Regions from separate parts of the Homo sapiens genome. Here region 2 is linked to region 1. A link is an interaction called in ENCODE POLR2A ChIA-PET data of the cell type or tissue named here. Cell type or tissue: CD4-positive, alpha-beta T cell. All regions are shown on one strand.

What was found. ChIA-PET counts read pairs that join two places held together with the same protein. Peaks named below come from ENCODE experiments on the same cell type or tissue, not always from the same donor. Only the 100,000 strongest peaks of a DNase experiment are listed, where the experiment ranks them.
Region 2: POLR2A ChIA-PET joins it to region 1 with 5 read pairs; 5 of 35 experiments call an interaction of 5 or more read pairs at or near these places.

What each region holds. Positions count from the first base shown.
Region 1 is chr17:74,779,002-74,781,501 of GRCh38, reverse strand. All of the region lies in intron 2 of SLC38A12 (solute carrier family 38 member 12), which reads right to left. Among named protein-coding and RNA genes, the nearest start is that of SLC38A12, 3.8 kb to the right of the region's middle. RefSeq lists a silencer at 348-517 and enhancers at 1,096-1,305, 1,396-1,445. In CD4-positive, alpha-beta T cell, no CTCF peak of the experiment used is centred here; DNase peaks (open chromatin) are centred at 471 and 1,341; H3K4me3 peaks cover 912 bases; H3K27ac peaks cover 2,500 bases.
Region 2 is chr17:74,967,479-74,969,978 of GRCh38, reverse strand. All of the region lies in intron 1 of HID1 (HID1 domain containing), which reads left to right. Among named protein-coding and RNA genes, the nearest start is that of HID1-AS1, 2.0 kb to the left of the region's middle. In CD4-positive, alpha-beta T cell, no CTCF peak of the experiment used is centred here; no DNase peak of the experiment used is centred here.

The DNA of each region.
Region 1 (2,500 bases):
CTAGCCTAGGCAATGTAGCAAGACTCTATCTCTACAAAAAAATAAAAATATTAGCCGGGGACGGTGGCAAGTGCCTGTAGTCCCAGCTACTTGGAAGACTGAGATGGGAAAATCGCCTGAGCCCAGGAAGTCAAGGCTGCAGTGAGCTGTAATTGCTCACTGGGTGACACAGTGAGACCCTGTCTTAAGAAAAAAAAAAGAAAGTAATGGTTCTTAGGCAAAAGTTTTATGGGGAAACTAAACAGTATAAGAGGCATTTGTAAATTCAGGGATGCTTGAAGGTCTTGGGATGTAAAAGTCAAAGGTCTCTTGTGGATCAGGGTTTCTCAGCTTGGGCACTATGGAAATTTGGGGGCCAGGTCTTTTTTCATGATGGGGACCTGTCCTGTGCATTGTGGGATGTTTAGTGGCATCCCCGGCCTTTGCCCACTAGGTGCCGGTAACAACCTCTCTCCAACCAGTACTGTCCTGACAATCAAAAATGTCTCTAGACACTGCCTACTGTCCTCTGGGGGGCAGGATCACCGCTAGTTGACAACCACTGCTGTAGAGAGAGGTATAATGAAATAAGCATGCTCCCAAAAGAAACTTAGGAACCTTTAAGAACTTTACAAAGAAATGAATGAAGAGAGAAACTATTGGCAGTTGGGAGCAGAAATGGGTAATTGCAGTTGTCTTGCTTTGTTGCAATTTTTTCAGTTCCAAAGCAAGCCCTGTGTGTTTAGTGGGGGCTCAGGGAATCCTGCAGGGTAACGTAGGACTTCTCTGCCTTCTCAGGACTGTGGCACTCCTGGCGAGCATTCAGTCCTCTTCACCTTCTGTAAAGGTAATCAGTGATGGCCAATCACAATGAACAGACATAGAGGCAGGAAGCAAATCTGGGCTGAGCCACAGGTTGGGTCAGGAGGGGTTGTGGGGAAGGAAGAGAAAGGAGACGTTCTCTTCTGCTGGTCGTGGGACAGTTCTGTGGGCCAGACTCCTGGGAAGCAGTGGCAGAAAGCTGAGGAATAGGCTCTACTGCAGTCTTGATAATGAAGACCAATGCATGCATTCTAAACTGAGTTATCTCCAATTCTCACCTCTTCCTCTGTGGCTGCACTGGAGGAGGCACAGGCACTGCTCCCTGGGACGGCTGGCCTGCTCTCCTATGCCCTAGAGAGCTCAGTGCAGCATCCCACATGCCTCGTCTCCACCCAGCAGCCTCACTCATGACCTGCATGGGGCAGATGTCACCAGTATCTTTCAACAGCTTCCCCTCTGACAATTGTCAAAGGAAACAGAAGGCAGCAAAGATGCGGAAGCAATGACTAGGATTTCAGGGTGTGAAACAAGCCTCTCTCCTTCGAAAGCAACCGCAACAATCTTCAGCAGGAACCAGCAGGCAGAGGCACCCTCAGCGGCCGACCCTTCTGTCGGGCGTGACCTACAGCATCCTGTATTTTGATCACACAACAACCACTTCAGTTCTGTGTCACTCTCGGTCCTCATAAATGGGGAAACAGACATGCCTATCCTGAGATCCCTTAAGGGGACATGTACCTCTCTGAACCACGTTCCCGTGTTCAGCACTACCCTTGAGAGGGTGTGACATCTGAGCCACCTAGGAGGTTCGTCTGCTTGTTACAAATATTTTAGGCAGAATAATTCAAGCTAAAGCGAACATCCTTGGAACTCCTGAAGGGGAAAAGAACTCAAAATGAATGGGGCAATAGAGAGCTAAGGAGAGGCTTTGTCTTGTAAATGCGCGTGGGCTGAAGCACACGTATGAATGACCTGCCCCGTGTCTTGGTTTCCCAAGGCAGCCAGGGCAGAGCTCTGCCCACGTTGTCTTGAGCTGGGGCCTGCAGGGGAACTCAGAGCAGCCAGCATCAGCAGTGAGTTAGTTCCACAGCTTATCTGGGTTCAGTGACAACCAACTCTTCTGGTCTTACAGAGGACCAAGAATTGTTCCAGGACGGGGGAGTTAAGGAACCCTTAGGAAGAAGGTGTCTTCTCCCCTCAGAACACTGACCACTACACCTCCTGTTTGATGTCACATCATCCCCTCCCCATCCCACCCCATCTCCTCCCTACATCTCTCTTCACCAGTAGGATAAAACAACACAAGCACTTGTTTATGGCCAATGCCCAGAGCTGGCCCTCTGGGCAACAAAGACCCTGAACGAAATAAAACACAGAGGAGATGGAGAACAAAAACGGGCAGAGCGCACTGAAGCTTGCAGGCCTAACTGCCTCATTTCCTGTGGGCACATGCTGACATGTGAGAGGACCCCTTAAACAACCGGAGATACAAGAAATGGGGACATATCCAAGTGTTTTCCTTACAAAACTTAGTTACAGGGATGACTCATCTCCTTATCTCTAAATTTACAGATGTTGTAAGAAAAAGCAGGAGCCGTGGTGACTTTTACATTAATAGACAGCATAGAGATTTCATCACTGACAGCAGGAGGCTAGGAGCTGTTACATAATTCCACAAATGAGAGGGACACTATTTATT
Region 2 (2,500 bases), 190 kb before region 1:
TGCTTCTAGCTTGGGCAACAAGAGCGAAACTCTGCCTCAAAAAAAAAAAAAAAAAAGAAAAAAGAAAAATCTGATTTTGGCCAGGCGTGGTGGCTCATGGCTGTAATCCCAGCACTTTGGGAGGTGGAGGCAGGAGGATCGCTTGAGCCCAGGAGTTTGAGACCAGCCTGGGCAACACAGCAAGACCCTATCTCTAAAAAATAAAAAAAATTAGCTGGGCTGGGTGGGGTGCGCCTGTAGTCCCAGCCACTCAGGAGGCTGAGGCAGGAAGATCACTTGAGCCCAGGAGTTCAAGGTTACGGTGAGCTATGATTGTGCCACTGCACTCCAGTCTGGGCAACGGAGCAAGACCCTGACTCAAAAACAAACAAAAGAAAAAGAATAAGGGGAGAAGAATACCTGGATTTTTACCAGGGTAGCTCAGTTTCTGTGGCCCTAGCAGCAGGGGCCTGCCTACCTCCAGCAAAAACACTTCCTTCAAAGATCAGATATTGGCTAGGTGCGGTGGCTCATGCCTGTAATCCCAGCACTTTGGGAGGCTGAGGCGGGTGGATCACGAGGTCAGGAGATCGAGACCGTCCCGGCTAACATGGTGAAACCCCATCTCTACTAAAAATACAAAAAAATTAGCCGGGCGTCGTGGCAGGCGCCTGTAATCCCGGGGGCTGAGGCAGGAGAATGGCGTGAACCCGGGAGGCACAGCTTGCAGTAAGCCGAGATTGCACCACTGCACTCCAGCCTGGGCCACAGAGCAAGACTCGGTCTCAAAAAAGAAAAAAAAAGATCAGATATTAGAAGCTTCCTTGGGCGGGCTGGGTGGAGGCCAACTGGGGTCATTGAGGCAGGCGCTGAGCCACGTTTCTCCCATTAGAAGCCTAAGGGGCCTCAGTGACCCTGACTAATGCCTGTAGCATCAGCTTGGCCTGGGCAGGTGGTCACCAAATCCGAATGTCCAAGCCACAGTGGGACCAGGAGAGGAGGCCCAAGCTGAGGAAACAGGGAGGCAAAGTCCTGTTCCTAAAGTTCAAGGCTGAGATCTGTCATGGCTGGGATCTCTCCTCTGCTTCCAGAATGGGCTAGTAAGTCTCTTTCTTCATTTTGGATTTAGTCCCCCGGTGACACTGCCTGATGAACTAGGTCAGAGGTCATGCCTGCTTGTGCTTAGTTTCTGCCCTTTGAAGGGGGTAGTAGCTACCTGGGAGGTGGGAAAAGTGTCAGGGATGGCGGCTTCCCAGAGGCACTCCCAGATGGCTCTGTGGGTTTCCTGGGATGTCCTTCCTTACCCCATCCTGGCTCCAGGCCACCCAGACTGGGGTGCCATGTCCCTGCGCTCCAGGGAGTGCCAGAGGGCTGTCCTGGCTGAGGGCCCAAGGGCCAGCAAACCCCAGCCCCAGGGCCCTCCTTTAGCCTTTGTTCCTCTCCCCCAGTGAAGAACTCGCTCTACCAGTTCTGGGACTGAGAGTCATGGCCACATGTTACCCTGCAGCTCCCTGGGGTGGGGTGGGGGTGTTTGCTCTGGGAGTGGGCTGGGGTATGCCTGGACCTTGGTGAGGCATGCGACCCCAACTCTGAGTTTGGAGAGTTCCACGGGTGCTCAGCCCTGCTCTGTGGCCAGGCTGAAGGGGTCCCCAGGACTGAGCGCAGCTTCAGTGGAACAAATATTGGCTGAATATCTGCCATATGCCTTACTGGCAAGGTCAGGGACTGATGGGGCTTCAAGGCACGTGCACCCAGACTGTGGAGGCAGGAACAACGCAGGGTGGGGGTGGGGTGGGGCCGGAGGTTCCCAGGTGGGAGCAAGCAAGCCTGGGGCTCTGGGAGGCTTCTTAGAAGAAGTAGCTTCAGAGACCAGAATTATTATTATTAAATATTTAGAGACAGGGTCTCACTCAGTCATGCACGCTGGAGTACAGTGGCACAATCACAGCTCACTGCAGCCTTGAACTCCTGGGCTCAAGTGATCTTCCTGCCTCAGCCTCCTGAGTGGCTGGGACTACAGGTGCGTGCCACTACACGTGGCTAATTTTTTCTTTTTTTTTTTGTAGAGATAGTCTCACTATGTTACCCAGGCTGGTCTTCAACTTCTGGGCTCAAGTGATCCTCCTGCTTCAGCCTCCCAAAGCTCTGGGATTACAGGTGTGAACCACTCTGTCACCGAGGCTGAAGTGCCATGGTACGATCCTGGTTCACTGCAGCTTCCTGGGCTTAGGCAGTCCTCCCACCTCAGCCTCCCAAGTAGCTGAGATGACAGGTGTGTGCCACCATGCCCAGCTAATTTTTTTGATTTTTTTTGTAGAGATGGTATTTCGTCATGTTGTTCAGGCTGGTCTCAAACTCCTGGGCTCAAGCAATCCATCTGCCTCAGCCTCCCAAAGTGTTGGGATCACAGGTGTGAGCCACTGTGCCCAGCCATTATTATTATTATATTTTTTATTTTTTTGAGACGGAGTCTCACTCTGTCGCCCAGGCTGGAGTGCAGTGGTGCGATCTTGGCTCACTG